Linked DNA regions of Homo sapiens: all the other regions are linked to region 1. A link is a contact called in ENCODE Hi-C or POLR2A ChIA-PET data. All regions are on one chromosome and are shown on one strand. Each heading gives the region's core, a stretch centred on a gene start or an enhancer-like site at or near the end of the contact. The rest is flanking DNA. Distances are from core to core; before and after follow the strand shown.

What was found. Hi-C counts contacts between places; a loop is a spot of excess contacts on that map. ChIA-PET counts read pairs that join two places held with the same protein, here RNA polymerase II (POLR2A). Pooled maps may share reads with other maps.
Region 2: a loop to region 1 is called in a pooled map, with 6 times the contacts of the local background. The contact joins the promoter of USP3 here to the promoter of TRIP4 in region 1. A Hi-C loop is called at or near these places in 3 of 37 single-sample maps with no recorded cell type and 8 of 50 pooled maps. POLR2A ChIA-PET finds 5 or more read pairs at or near these places in 1 of 52 experiments (CD8-positive, alpha-beta memory T cell).
Region 3: a map of CD8-positive, alpha-beta T cell shows a loop between it and region 1 (3-fold over the local background). The contact joins the promoter of PARP16 here to the promoter of TRIP4 in region 1. A Hi-C loop is called at or near these places in 1 of 168 maps with a recorded cell type or tissue (CD8-positive, alpha-beta T cell), 1 of 37 single-sample maps with no recorded cell type and 9 of 50 pooled maps. POLR2A ChIA-PET finds 5 or more read pairs at or near these places in 3 of 52 experiments (CD4-positive, alpha-beta T cell, CD8-positive, alpha-beta memory T cell and activated T-cell).
Region 4: a loop to region 1 is called in a pooled map, with 5 times the contacts of the local background. The contact joins the promoter of MTFMT here to the promoter of TRIP4 in region 1. A Hi-C loop is called at or near these places in 5 of 50 pooled maps. POLR2A ChIA-PET finds 5 or more read pairs at or near these places in 4 of 52 experiments (HEK293, K562 and activated T-cell).

The regions. Positions count from the first base shown.
Region 1 is chr15:64,386,526-64,389,800 of GRCh38, forward strand. It overlaps TRIP4 (thyroid hormone receptor interactor 4), which reads left to right and starts at 1,311. Exons shown (of 13, transcript NM_016213.5): 1 at 1,311-1,439. The coding sequence starts at 1,339. It also overlaps a transcript of PCLAF not described here. RefSeq lists enhancers at 1,026-1,526, 1,108-1,597, 1,527-2,027.
Region 2 is chr15:63,502,670-63,505,842 of GRCh38, forward strand. It overlaps USP3 (ubiquitin specific peptidase 3), which reads left to right and starts at 1,924. Exons shown (of 15, transcript NM_006537.4): 1 at 1,924-2,161. The coding sequence starts at 2,071. RefSeq lists enhancers at 204-997, 476-525, 998-1,790 and silencers at 1,516-1,855, 2,206-2,315, 2,386-2,585, 2,656-2,735.
Region 3 is chr15:65,284,877-65,288,315 of GRCh38, forward strand. PARP16 (poly(ADP-ribose) polymerase family member 16) reads right to left here and starts at 2,007. Exons shown (of 6, transcript NM_001316943.2): 1 at 1,377-2,007. The coding sequence starts at 1,550. SNORA24B (small nucleolar RNA, H/ACA box 24B) reads right to left here and starts at 715; the gene lies at 585-715. RefSeq lists a silencer at 1,692-2,251 and an enhancer at 2,402-2,451.
Region 4 is chr15:65,027,631-65,031,264 of GRCh38, forward strand. It overlaps MTFMT (mitochondrial methionyl-tRNA formyltransferase), which reads right to left and starts at 2,009. Exons shown (of 9, transcript NM_139242.4): 1 at 1,775-2,009. The coding sequence starts at 1,983. RefSeq lists silencers at 1,422-1,721, 1,972-2,161.

The sequences.
Region 1 (3,275 bases), core at 61-2,560:
CTGCCCAGACTGGTCCGGAACTCCTGGGCTCAAGTGATCCTCTTGCCTCTGATTCCCAAAGTGCTGGCATTACAGGCATGAGCCACCACGCCCAGTGTGTGTGTGTGTGTGTGTGTGTGTGTTTGTGTGTGTGTCTCCGTGTGCGCTCGGGTGATCCTCCCGCCTCGGCCTCCCAAAGCGCTGGGATTACAGGCATGAGACACTGCGCCCGGCCAATACACTCATGATTTTAATTATAATATTTATGCCAATGAAAACACTAGCAAAAAGGTAAAACAGCTGCCAATTTAATGTGACCACTTAGTCTAAACAGGCTAGTAGAAATGAAGAACTTTTAACCTGCAAATGCAACAAAAAGCCAGAAATGAATGGGAAGACATTATGATCTCCAGAAAAGTTTGGCTAAATTTTCCCCAGCCCATTGTCTTAGCGGGGTAGGGAATTGCAGACAGCCCTTAAATACTGTCATTTTTGGTTGAGAACTCATGTGGAAAGTCCTCAAAGCCAAATTCCAACTCCTGTTTTACTGTTTTTTACCCTCGAGCTTGCTGAGTTGTCTTGGCTCTCCTGGAAAATACATGGCTCAAAAAATAAAATAGAAGTTTTAGCGGTGTGAATCTAGTAGTCGACTACAGGGGGTATTAAAAATAAACACTCCATCCCGGTTAACACGTGAAACCGCGTCGCTACTAAAAATACAAAAAAAATTAGCCGGGCGTGGTGGCGGGTGCCTGTAGTCCCAGCTACTTGGGAGGCTGAGGCAGGAGAATGGCATGAACCCGGGAGGCGGAGCTTGCAGTGAGCCGAGATCATGCCACTGCACTCAAGCCTGGGCGACAGTGCGAGACTCCGTCTCAAAATAAATAAATAAATTAATTAATTAATTAAAAAATTAAAACCACCACCAGAGCAAAAACTTACAGCGCTTACAATACCTTCCACGTGCTGTTTTATTTTACATAAAACCATGACGATTAAAAAGCTGGCCTCTCAGCTTTCCGGGTATTGGTTTGTTTTCCCCCTAAACTGTCGTTTTTATAGGCACTTGCACTGTCTTCTTAGCAGAATTGCCAATGGCCTTCCTCGAGTCCTACGTTTAGCGATTGGCAAGAATCATGCACTGACAGAGCTCGACTCCGGAGGGCACAAGGAAGTAGACAACAAAGCAGGAAGAAGCAGGAGGCGCACAGATGGGCGGGATCTGCACTGGAGGCGGTGCGACCTTGCGGGGCGGTGCAAGCTGGCGGAACCCGCGTGAGAGAGGTTGGTGTTGCGAAGGGAACTAGTCCGGTGCAGGACGTGGGGCTTTTGCAGCTCAGCTGGTTCCGGCTGGGGAAGATGGCGGTGGCTGGGGCGGTGTCCGGGGAGCCGCTGGTGCACTGGTGCACCCAGCAGTTGCGGAAGACTTTCGGCCTGGATGTCAGCGAGGAGATCATTCAGTGAGAACAGTTCGGGTCCAAGCGGGGAAGGAGCTCTGGGATGTGCACTGCCTGAGCGAACCGGGAAGCGGGGAGGACTGAAAAGTTAAGAGAGAAATGTGATAAAGGGGCTGCAGTCTGTAGTCTGTAGGCGTCGAATTTTGGCCTCCACCTTTGTAGTTTAGTTTCTGGAATAGGGTGTCCGGCTCCACAGTCTGCCGGTCGGGCTTTTTTCCTGGGAAGACGCCCAATCTGTAATAATTAGAAATGCAAGGCTGTCCCAGGAGCCAGTTTCCTTTCTAGAGAGAAGGGGCAGGTCAAACTGTATTTCCTAACTTTGAACCCCTTACTCTTTTATTTATTTATTATTATTGTTGTTATTATTGAGACGGAGTCTCTGTCGCCCAGGCTGGCGTGCGGTGGCGCGATCTTGGCTCACTGCAACCTCCGCCTTCCGGGTTCAGGTGATTCACCTGCCTGAGCCTCCCAAGTAGCTGGGATTACAGGCACGCACCACCACACCCGGCTAATTTTTAAAAATTTTTAGTAGAGTCAGTGTTTCACCATGTTGGCCAGGCTAGTCTCCAGCTCCTGATCTCAAGTGATCCGCCCGCCTCGACCTCCCAAAGTGCTGGGATTACAGGCATGAGCCACCGCACCCAGATATACTCTGAACATTTTAGTCGGCCCAATCTGAGTTGTGTCAGTAGAGCCAACAGGGTCAGCTGTGTCAATAGGACCTAGAATTTAAGTGGAAGCAGCGTGGTAGAGTACAAATAGCTTCTGACTCTGGAGTCTCAGGTTCTATATTCTGTTGTCGTTTACCTGTTTTAGAACCCAGGACAACTTAATTTTTCTCTCTGTACCCTGGTTTCTTCATTTATAAGATTAATCATTAGTAGAGCTTATCATGCTTTATGACTCCTATGAAATGGAGATGGTGTACATGACTTAATATCTACTTTCAACTGATTGAAGAACATTTGTTGCGCTGCTGTTACACGCCAGGTGCTGGGGTAACAAAGACAAGACAGTTGGGTTCCCCTTCGTTGATGAGTGCTGAGGTTGGGGAAATGAAGGGGCTTGTTGGAGCACAAAATAAAGGATTCTCATTAAGATTTGAAAAACTCGGAAGGTTTATTGGAAAGGATAACTTTCACCCGAGAACTAAGGAATAGACAGAGGTGGCGGTCCAAAGTGTTCAGGCAGGGGAGAAAACTACAAAAATGGGACTTGATCGAAGAACTGAAAGTGTTCCTTCATTTGATTCCTTGGTCACTGATGTTGAAACCTAAATTGCTGTTCTAGGGCTTTTGTAGGAAGTAAGATGAGTTTCTGAGTTTCGGAGAAAATAGACTTTTGGCAAGGAGACAGTTCAAGTAGGTTATTTTAATGGATTTTTTTGAGGCCCTAGGAGATGGCTCAAGCCCTTATTCCCAGCACTTTGGGAGGTAGAGGTGGGAGGATTGCTTGAGACTGGGAGTTGGAGACCACCCTGGGCAACATAGTGAGACCCTGTCTCTACAGAAATAAAAAAAGTAAACAACAAGATAAAGGATTTTTTTTAACACTAGAATAGACAACAAAACAAAACAGCGAAATCTTATGGTTTGGCTTTACCCTTGCTTGAACGCAGTCAGATTAAGTATTTAGTAGTTTTCAAACATTTTTTAAAGCAGTGGAATGCTATCAAATGAAATAATGAAACTTTGCAATATATAAAACAGAAAAGTGTTTTTTACGAATATAAGTTCAAAATTTTCACTTTTTTTTTTTTTTTTTTTTGAGACAGATTCTGTTGCCCAGGCTGGAGTGCAGTGGTGCGATCTCAGCTCGCTGCAACCTCCGCCTCCCACG
Region 2 (3,173 bases), core at 674-3,173, 880 kb before region 1:
ACAAGGGGTTATGGATGCTAAGTGGGGGTGGGTGTCCGGAGGAAACAGAAGGTTGGTGGAGCAAGGCCTTAAAGACAAATAGGTTGACATGGAGAGATGGGTGGAAGAACTTGAGCCAAGGGCAGATATTATTGTTTCTCCTCCTCCCGCTTCCCAGGGAAGCAGCTCTCATCTAGTGTCAGTAAAAACAAATACAAAGTTATAATTTATTGGCCACCTAGTATGTGGTGGCAATTTTCATGAATTCTCACATGTTCCTTGCGAGACAAGTATTCTTCTTCCAGTTTTACAGATCTAGAAAAGGCTTGGAACGGCTAGAGACGCTTGCTAAGCCTGGCCGTCAAGTAGGCAGCAGAGCTAAGATTTGAAAGCATGCCGGCCTGCCTTCCTAGGCAGACGCACTTTCCACAACGCATCACTGCCATAAAAATCCCAGGCCGAGGCTTGCTCTAACAGCAAATACCACTTGGAAAAGGACAGATCTTTGAGGACCCAGAAATACTTCTGGGGAAAGGATGAGCAGAGGTGCCCCCGGTGGGTGGATACCATTAGGCAGAGGTCTATGCGGAAGAGGCCGACTTGTGGCGTGGGAGGTAGGGAGGAGTAAGAAGTGATTGACGGGGCGTCCCTGGCTGCTCTAGGACTGCATTGCGGGGAGGTGCCCGGCTCTAACCACTGCCCGGCCCGGTTAATCATTTCCTGACCTTCCTTCCTCCTCTCGCTCTGGCCGCAGGATTGCCACATCAGTCTTCCCCCTCCTCCTGCTCGCCTTCTGGCCCCGAGGCTCCTTCGCCGGGTTTTACAAGGAGCCCCAACTTGGAAGCAATATTTGTAATAGCCCCGGACGTCCTCAAGTGCCCCAGTGAGATCGCAGGCTCGATCCAGGGTATGCCGGCCCAAGCGGCCCCTTGAGGCTTGCCCTCTTCTCTAATCCCTCACTAAAAAGAGGTCAGAGGGTCAGGGATCCAATCTCCATACAGATCAACAAGTTACAGACTCGGTTTCCCCCTGCGGTAAAAAGGGGATGGTAACAGCTGGTAGGGTGTTGCGAGGCTTAAATGCGGTATGGGAAGTGCCTGGCTGGGAGACCTTAGGTATCTAACAAATGCTAGATCCCTTCCCTTCTTATCGCCTGGTAATGGGGAGTTTAGCTTGCCCAGCAATCCCAGGCTACGTTTATCTCACTTGAACTTCCTGGCTTGAAAGTCCTACGATGTGCTGGAGGTAACGCAGATGGTGAGTCACAGTGACAGGATTTGAACGTGGGTTCATGGGCGCCCCTGCGGGCCCACCCACGCAGCATCTAGGTGGCTGGCTAACGCCACGTGTTCAGAACCTAGAAAGGGCTACGGATCGCACCTGCCGCAAGGAGCCTAACGCTAAGTCGGGCGGGACTGCCCTGGCACCCATGAAACCCGCTGCCCGCCTCCCCCGGGGCCAGGCCCTTGGCCTCCCCAGCTTGTTTCTTCGTGTATAAAATGAGGGCCACGGTGCCTGTCTGCCCGAGAGGTTTTAAAGTTCTTCTTTACACTTTGCGGAGCGGCCGGATTTTTACCACGAAGCCACCGAGTAGTCCGCACCACATAGGTTCAGTATCCTCCGCCCACCGCAGGAAACGCCGCGGACGGCCCGGGGTGCCCTGCTCGGCGCCCCACCCTTCCCGGGGCCGGGGAAGCGGCGTGACTAGGAAAGTCACTTCGGAACACAGCCGGACTCTGCGCCACCAGCTGGAGCTCGCCGGGACCCCACCCCGCGGGCTGGGCGGGGGCGGACCCGGGGGCGGGGCGGGGAGGGGCCGGCCTGGAAAGGCGGAAGCCTCCAGTCTAGGGGTGGCTGCAGAACCCGGATCTCGGAGTTACACGTTCTACGGAGCGGGGCGCCGGGAGACGGCGGGCGAGAAAACCCGGCGTCCGGAAGCCCGTGCTTTCTTTGACGCAAGGGCTCGAGACGCAGCCGCCGTCGGCCGAGCGCCCGGCTAGAAGCGACACCAGACGGAGCCTCCGGAGTTCCTCCGCCCCCACCTCGCCGGGTCCTGGAGCCGCAGTCCTCCCAGCTGCCCTCCTCGTGGCCATGGAGTGTCCACACCTGAGCTCCAGCGTCTGCATTGCTCCGGACTCAGCCAAGTTCCCCAACGGCTCCCCGTCGTCCTGGTGCTGCAGCGGTGAGTGCGGCCACGGGCCGGCCCCGCAGCGCACCCGAGGCCGCGGCTCTGCCGGGCCTGCCGTCTAGGGGCCGCAGGCGGCCGGCGCGCGGACTCGGGGAGGGGCGAGGGCGAGCCGGGCCCGGCGGGCTGGGGAGGGTACGCGATGAGGCGGGCGCGTGCGGGAGCGGCGGCGGCTCCTTTGTTTCCCGAGGCCCGACGGCCGGGCCAGCGAAGGAGAGGGCCGCGAGGGGCGGGAGTCCGCGGAGGCCTCGAGCGCGTGGGGGCAGCGGCAGGCGGGGACCCTGGCCAGCTGCGTGCGCCCTTGCCCCGCCCTGCCGTGGCCGGGGGCTGTGCCCGTCCGTGTTGCGGGGTCGCCTGTGGGGCGGGTGTCCGGCCCCCGAGGGGCGGCCGCACGTGTGGCGGGGCCCGCGCCGCGCTTCTCCGCAGACAGGGCGGGAAGAGCGCCGCTCTCCGGGCGCAGCTTTGTCTGGGCTGCGGGGCGCGCGGGGCTCCTCTCCTCCGCCGAACCCGGCCCGGGTTTCCTTTCCCTTCTCCGCAGGCTCGGGCACCTCGAAACCCCGAGAGGCGCTGGGAGCTCGGGCGGCGGAGGTCGGGGTCTTTCATCCGTCAGGGATGGTGAAGTTTGAAAACAGGCTGCGGGCTGAGAAGCTCGGAGGCTGAGCCAACAGCTGCTTTGGAGGGGACTGCTCGAGTTTGTTTTTCAGACCTTTTGGGTTGTCCGAAAATGCGTTGGGATTCCCAGTTCCTGTGTTGTGAAACACTTATTAGATTTATATAAGGCTTTTGAGTAGCTTAAGCGTTTTAACTCCTGCTGGCCCCCTTGGAAGCCCCAGTGCCCTCTCATTGTCTGCTCTAAGCGACTTCTTAGGATCGCACCGGCCACACGGCTTTGCTTACTTCCTGGTAGGGCCCTGGTGCCACCGCTAGTCTTTGTTTATTAGCTTTGAGATGGTCACTGGTATCTTGGGTTATATTAATAGCGTACAATTCGAATTGTGCACTTCAGAAA
Region 3 (3,439 bases), core at 757-3,256, 900 kb after region 1:
GTGTGATTACAGCTCATTGCAGCCTCGACCTCTTGGACTCAAGCCATCCTCCCGCCTCAGCCTCCCAAGTAGCTGGGACTACAGGCGTGCATCACCACACTCAGCTAATTTAAAGAAATCTTTTTTGCCTAGGCTGGTCTCAAACGATCCTCTTGCCTTGCCTTCCCAAAGTCCTTGGGATTACAGGCATGAGCCACTCAGCCTTTTTCTTCTTTTTCTACAATAGTCTAGAAAAGTTCGCCCAATAACCTGGCACCCTCCAGGTTTTTTTTTTTTTTTTAATGGAGTTTCATTCTTGTTGCCCAGGCTGGACTGCAATGGCGCAATCTCGGCTCACCACAACGTCCGCCTCCCGGGTTCAAGCGATTCTCCTGTCTCAGCTTCCAGAGTAGCTGGGATTACAGGCATGCGCCACCACGCCCGGCTAACTTTTTGTATTTTTAATAGAGACGGGATTTCTCCATGTTGGTCAGGTTGGTCTTGAACTCCCAACCTCAGGTAATCTGCCCGCCTTGGCCTCCCAAAGTGCTGGGATTACAAGCATGAGCCACCGAGCCTGGCCCCTCCAAGTTTTTAACAGTGAAGAATGTTACTTGTGCAAGTCAGAATCTGATACCAATTAAATGGTGACAGCTTTGCTGGTAAACAAGAATATGCTCTTCCATGGCAAGGAAGGGAGACTGCCACACTTGACAGGTCCCAAAGATACATGGAGTTCAGTGTCTTTAATGAATATCAGCTATTGGCGATTTCAATTTTCTGCTTTTTATTGAATCGATTTTGGTAAGTTATATTTTTCTAGGCAATTCCAAACATTTGGATTATAAGGATAACTGATATCTTGAATGCTGACCCAGAGGTGAACTCTGCAAAAAAAGTGCCTGGTGAATCAGAGAAATAACAGCTTACATATGTACTGGATGTTACAGTTTATAAAAGTACTGCCCATAGATCACCTCATCTGAAGACCAATGTCTGGGCGGCTTTGGTGACTTTTTGGTGTCTAATTATTTGCAAAAGGATGGATAACTTTCTAGCTAAGCAAAACAGCTGATTCACATCAACCCTATTCCTGGCCAGGCTAGAAAATCTGTGGAGGACTATGCAACTATTCCTCACTTCAGTCCTCGGAGTCATTTGTCATTGACAGGAGAGAAGCAGCCACCAAGTGCCTTGGGAGTGAGCGTTGACATGAGGGTGTTAGCAGTGTTCTTAGCTCATGGAAACCTTCCCCAAGGCAAGGCAAGACCAAGCTGGGAATGGAAAGTCTGGCGGCTGTCATGTTTACTAATGCGGATGGAACTGCCTCTACCTGTGGTTCCACAGGGCACTTGGTCCAGGACGCAGTGGGCAGCGCCAGGACAAAGCACACTCACCAGGGCTTCAAAGTCCTTACAGTCGCCGCGGGCGTAGGACGCGGGGAAGGGCCGCAGCACCGAGTCGCGCTTGTAGCTCTGCAGGGCCGAGGCGAAGAGGCTGCACCGGAGGTCGGCGGCCAGCATGTCGCGGCCCGCCGCCTCCCTGGCGGCCGCCCAGCCTGAGGGCTGCATCCCAGGTCACTGCGCGTTGCCGGGGTAGACGCGCTGGTTAGGGGCAAGGGCGAGCGTGCGTTCAGCGCGGGGGCTGGGCCCGCGGACAATGGGCCGTCAGGGGCCGGGTTCCCAAGCCTGGGGTGGAGCTAGGCAGGGGGCTGAGATGACAGGGGTGAGAACGTGCCGACAAGTGTCCTCTGCCGGGGTCTGGGCCGCGGCTCGCCGCCGAAGAGAGAGACCGAGGCCTGGACCGCGGGTCGGCGGGGAGGTTGGGCCCAGGGATAAAGGAACTGGGGCTGGTGGGGGGGAGGGGTTCCCGGCCTAGGGGAAGGGCTATGACAATGGAATGACAACCGCGGGAACGTGCTGACACGTGTCCTCCGCGGAGGCCTGGGGCGGGAAGCAGCCCCCGGGGGACGGCGGGCAGAGCCCACTCTCCGCGACGGGCGAGGCTGCTGCGCCGCGCGCGCCTTCCTGCCCCGCCTCCCGCCGCGCCGCCGAAGTCCCGCCTCTCGCCAAGCTGCCCGCGGCGCCACCTGTCTTCCGCCTGCAGCTCACGTCCGCTTGCCTTGCCCGGCCTACCTCCCCTCCCGCCGCCGCGCTCCGCCCGGCCCAGCCGAGGGCCCGCCCCTTCGCGCCCCAGCCAGCTCCACCGTACGGGTTGTGCCCGCCCCTCCCAGACCCCGATCACCCGCAGCTACGAGAGTTGCCGCCGCCAGTGTGTGCCGGGCGACGTCGCCCACGCCCCTGCCAGCCATCCTCACAGCAGCAGCAGCCCTGGTAGAAATTGATGTGGGCACCCTCTCGACCCGCCCCTGTACTTGTCTTTGTCCCAGCTCTGCGGACTGAGCCTACCTCTCTTCCTTGGGGTATTAATGCTACCTATTGTCTCTCTTGAATCTTTTCCCTCCAAAACTGCACAGAAGGAGCCATTTAACACCCAGGGAAACTGAGGCTTAGAGTGCTGCAATGCTTGCCCAAGATCCCACAGCCAGATGGGTAAATCTAGGATTCACACCGAGATCTTTGGAAAACCAAAAGACTTTTCCTCTGCTTTTCAGCCTCCAGAATTCTCTGAATTGCTTAAGTCTCTGGCCTCAAATGCCCCAAGATCCTCCTTGGGAGACCTCTCTGACAGGGAGCTTGGGGGAGAGCAGAGGGGCATTGACTTAACTCTGCTGGAGGGTAAGGACTAGACTCCCATCCCCTCTCCCTACTCAGAACCTTCATTAGAGAAAACCCCAAAGTGTGACCTCATGGTCACATGCAAATCTAAACACAGACCATTGTGCTTAAACCAACACACCGCACACACTCCTACCCTGCAGGATCTTCTGAGGAAGAAACTTCTCCTTCTGCATCCAGGCTGTGCTGGGCCCTGGACTCAGAGGAGAGGTGGTCCCATGCCATTGGATTGCATCTATGACTTCGGGAGGTAGGGCGAAGACTGGTCCCCCAGACACCACAGAGCTTCCCATCTTCTTTTGCCAGGTAAAGGTTGGGGGCTGCTCCCAGGAGCCCACATCAAATCTGTTTGCTCTGAGGCCTAGAACCACAAGGCCCCTAGTGCTTCAAAAGCCATGGGGGTTCTCATAGGACCCAGGAACTCTAAGGTGGCTTCTGAAGCTCAGACCCCAGGAAGGGAGAGCTTGGAGTGGGTCAGGAGACCAGGGAACCATCTCTCATTCCACCTCTTCTTCATTGCAGGCCCTTAGACAAAAGCCACCCTCTGATACCTCCTTGGCCTCAAGAATTGTTTGTTGGGTGGATATATAAAATTTGCTTATCTGAAGATATTTGTCACATATGATATGAGAATCATAGTGATAATATTCACATCACAGGGTGGTGTGGAAGGGCCTCTGATGGCCAGCATTCTCATGACTTAGCTCATGCAGAATATTAGA
Region 4 (3,634 bases), core at 759-3,258, 640 kb after region 1:
ACACAACTGGGATATTACATACTGCTTTGCATTTTTTTTCCTTTTAACAATGCTATATATGCTATTATGTGTCTTTTTGAAAAATGGGTTAAATATACGTATATTTGTATATTCACTGAACATTTCTAGAAGGAACTGAAAACAGTGGCTGTCTCTGGATAAAGGAACTGGGAACTGCTAAACAGAGGTGGAAGGAAGTAACTTTTCACTGTATATCCTTTGAATCCATGGAACTTTTTTACCATAACCATGATGCCATTCAAACACTACTTTTTAAAAAACAAACAAAAATACATAACATGGCTATCATTCCATGGCAGTACCTGTAGCACTACCTCATCCTTTCTACCTGCTGCATAGCATTCTAGTACCCAGGGGGGTACATTTATTAAACAGGTATTGTATGTACACGTTGAGGAGTTATGAGGAGTATGTCCTGGGGCACTATAAAGAAAGCACAGGAGTAATGGAGCTGCCAAGTGAAGCATCATCAGAAGTATCAGGATAGGCCAGGAATGATGGCTCAGGCCTGTAATCTCAGCACTTTGGGAGGCCAAGGTGAGAGGATCACTTGATCCCAGGAGTTTGAGATAAGCCTGGGCAACATGGTGAAAACCCGCCTCTACAAAAAATTTAAAAATCAGGCGTGGTGGTGCACGCCCGTAGTCCTAGCTACTCTGGAAGCTGAGATGGGATGATTGCTTGATCTTTGAGGTCGAGGCTGCAGTGAGCTATGAGCCGGCCACTGCACTCCAGCCTGGGGGACAGCGCGAGACCTCGCCTCAGAAACAAACAAAAAAAGTGTTGGTATAAATGTATAAATGCAGTGAGAGACGCATGTGACAACAGCAGCCCATGAAGGGTGTGCAAAGGGAACATGGGGTTTCCTTCCGGGTGTGTGCACAGAGGGGTGTGTGGAGGAAGGAAAACCACACAGGGGATTGACGAAGGATTCAATACATGAGGGGCTGCTGTGAAGTATCTGTAGGGAAAAGGAGATGGAGATGACCAAAAAAAGTGGAAGGAGGACTGCGTCAGAAAAAAACAGAATGGGGAAATAAAAAACATTAATTGGGAAAAAGAGGCAGAGAAGTATATACGGTATTGCCACCACATACCATGGACTCTCAGGACTGGTTGGATTTCAAATAATTTTCTTTCCCAGTAAACAAAACTTGTTAAATATTATGAATACTAAATGTATACCTAACAGTTCTGATTTATAAATTTATTCTTTTGAAAACAGGTCGTTTTTGGACTATGTCCTTGTATACAAGGAGCACAGGGGGAGCAAAAGAGCGAGACACGGGTGTGCCGAAGGATGGGGGTCAGGAGGAACTGCAAAGCAGGGAACTTTGAAGTGGGACCTGGTTTTAGTCCGAACCACCTCGGCTGATGACCTTGGGCAATCGCATAACCTCTCTGAGCCACGGATTCCCCACACTCAAAACGGGCAGGGAGGCCGTGGGACTGGCCCGGGGGATGCAGGCAGAGCGCCCAGCCCCAGCTCGGCACAGCGTGGGTGGCAGGGCGCCTGGAGAACCCACAGAGGCGGCGGGGAGTGAGGGGCGCAGACCGCAGGTACTAGGCGCCCAAAGGCTGACCGGCGGGAATGGCGCACCTTCTGGGAGCCAGAAGACGCCGAGATCTGGGCCCACACCGCTCTGCCGCCCATGCTTTCCGCAACCAGAAGTCCAAAACCCTCGGGGCCGGCCGCCCGGGCGCGGCCTGGAGGCCTTCAGCGGCCGGGTCCCCGGATCCCTGGCCCGGGTACCTGGCGGCGTGCAGCGCCCGCAGCGCCTCGCGGGCGAACTGGTCCGTGCCGAAGAAGAGCACCCGCCAGGGAGGCTTCTCGCGGACTCTGGAGTCCCGGCAGTCCTCCCAGCCGAGTCGGGCCAGTGCTCGCCACTGGGGACTCGGCCTCCCACGCCTGGCGCCATGAGCCAGCGGAGGACCCCAACAGCGCCGCACCAACACCCTCATCGCCTCGGCCGCCGGCGGCCGGCCCTGCGCAGGCGCATCGGGGCGGGGACAAGGGTGCAGCCTGGGGAGGGCGGGGCTTGCCTGCTTGGAGGCGGGGTCTGGTTGGAGTTGGTGAACGAATTTGCCCGCTACAGCGGCCCTAGATTTTTGTTCTGTTTATTTGCACTATGTAGCCAATCCTCCAGAATAAGTCTTTCTTTTCTTTTTAAAATCGCTTTATTTATTTATTTATTTATTTATTTATTTATTTCAGAAAGGGTCTTGCTCTGTCGCGCAGGCTGGAGTGCTGTGGCGCGATCTCTGCTTACTGCAACCTCACTGCTCCTGGGCTCAAGGGATCCTCCCACCTCAGCCTCCGGAGTAGCTGGGGTACAGGCACACATCACCATGCTGGGCTGATTTTTTGTAGAGAGAGTATCTCACTATGTTGCCCAGGTCTCAAGCAATCCTCCTGCCTTGGCCTCCCCAAGTGCTGGGGTTACAGGCGTGAGCCACTGCGCCGGCCCAGGATAAGTCTTTTGGTAACAAATCGTGCATGTTTTCAGACAATGAAACCTCATGTATATAGTGCATGTCATTTCCTCAACCATTATAACCAATATTTGCTGAGTACTTCACTCCGTGCCACGTTTTTGCTAAGCATTTTATATTCATTATTCTGGTTAATCATCAGATCAACCTTAGGAGGTAGATACTATTACAAATATGTTACTGAAGAGAAACTGAAGCTCCGTGAAATTAAGGACTTACCAGTGTATAAGGTCCACACAGCTAGTAAAGGACAGAGCAGAGGTGGGACTCTTGTAATTCCAACGCTTGTAATCCTAGCCGTTGGGCCTTCTCAGCGATCCTATGTATTAGGCAAGTCAATTACCCACATTTTGCACCTGAGGAAACTGAGCCTTAGTTACTTGTCTGCAGTTACTTTCTTGAATCGAAGGCTCCATCTTTACTCCTCCCCTGTGGGTTCCTTTGCACACAGAAGGATACCATAGAGGTGATTCCTAGGGAAATGGACAGGGAACCTTATCCCCAGAAGACCTCCGAGGACCGTTAGTGCTTAGATTCTGTATCCCCAAAGCCTCCTTGAGTGGAGTCAGACATCCATGAAACAGGATCTGAGCAGAGACTGAAACCGAATTTTGTTCTAATCTTATTCTCACCACCATTTTTTTTTTTTTTTTTTTTTTTTTTGAGATGGAGTCTCGCTCTGTTTTTCAGGCTGGAGGGCAGTGGCGGGCGATCTTGGCTCACTGCAACCGCTGCTTCCCAGGTTCAGGCGATTCTCCTGCCTCAGCCTCCCAAGTAGCTGGGACATGCGCCACTACACCTAGCTAATTTTTGTATTTTTAGTAGAGATGGGATTCACTATGTTGACCAGGCTGGTCTTGAACTCCTGACCTCAGGTGATCTGCCTGCCTTGGCCCCCCAAAGTGCTAGGATTACAGGCATGAGCCACTGCGCCCTGCCGTCTCACCACCTTTTCCCATCACACAGTCTTAAACCCAGTGACCCTGGACCAGTCCTTTTTCCTAAATTATGAGCTCTGCACATCCCTGCTCCTGTGCCTTTGCTCATGCTCCCTTCCTAGACTGCCTTCCCACATCTCTTCATCTCTAAATGGTATCCATTCTTCAACACGAAGTTCAGA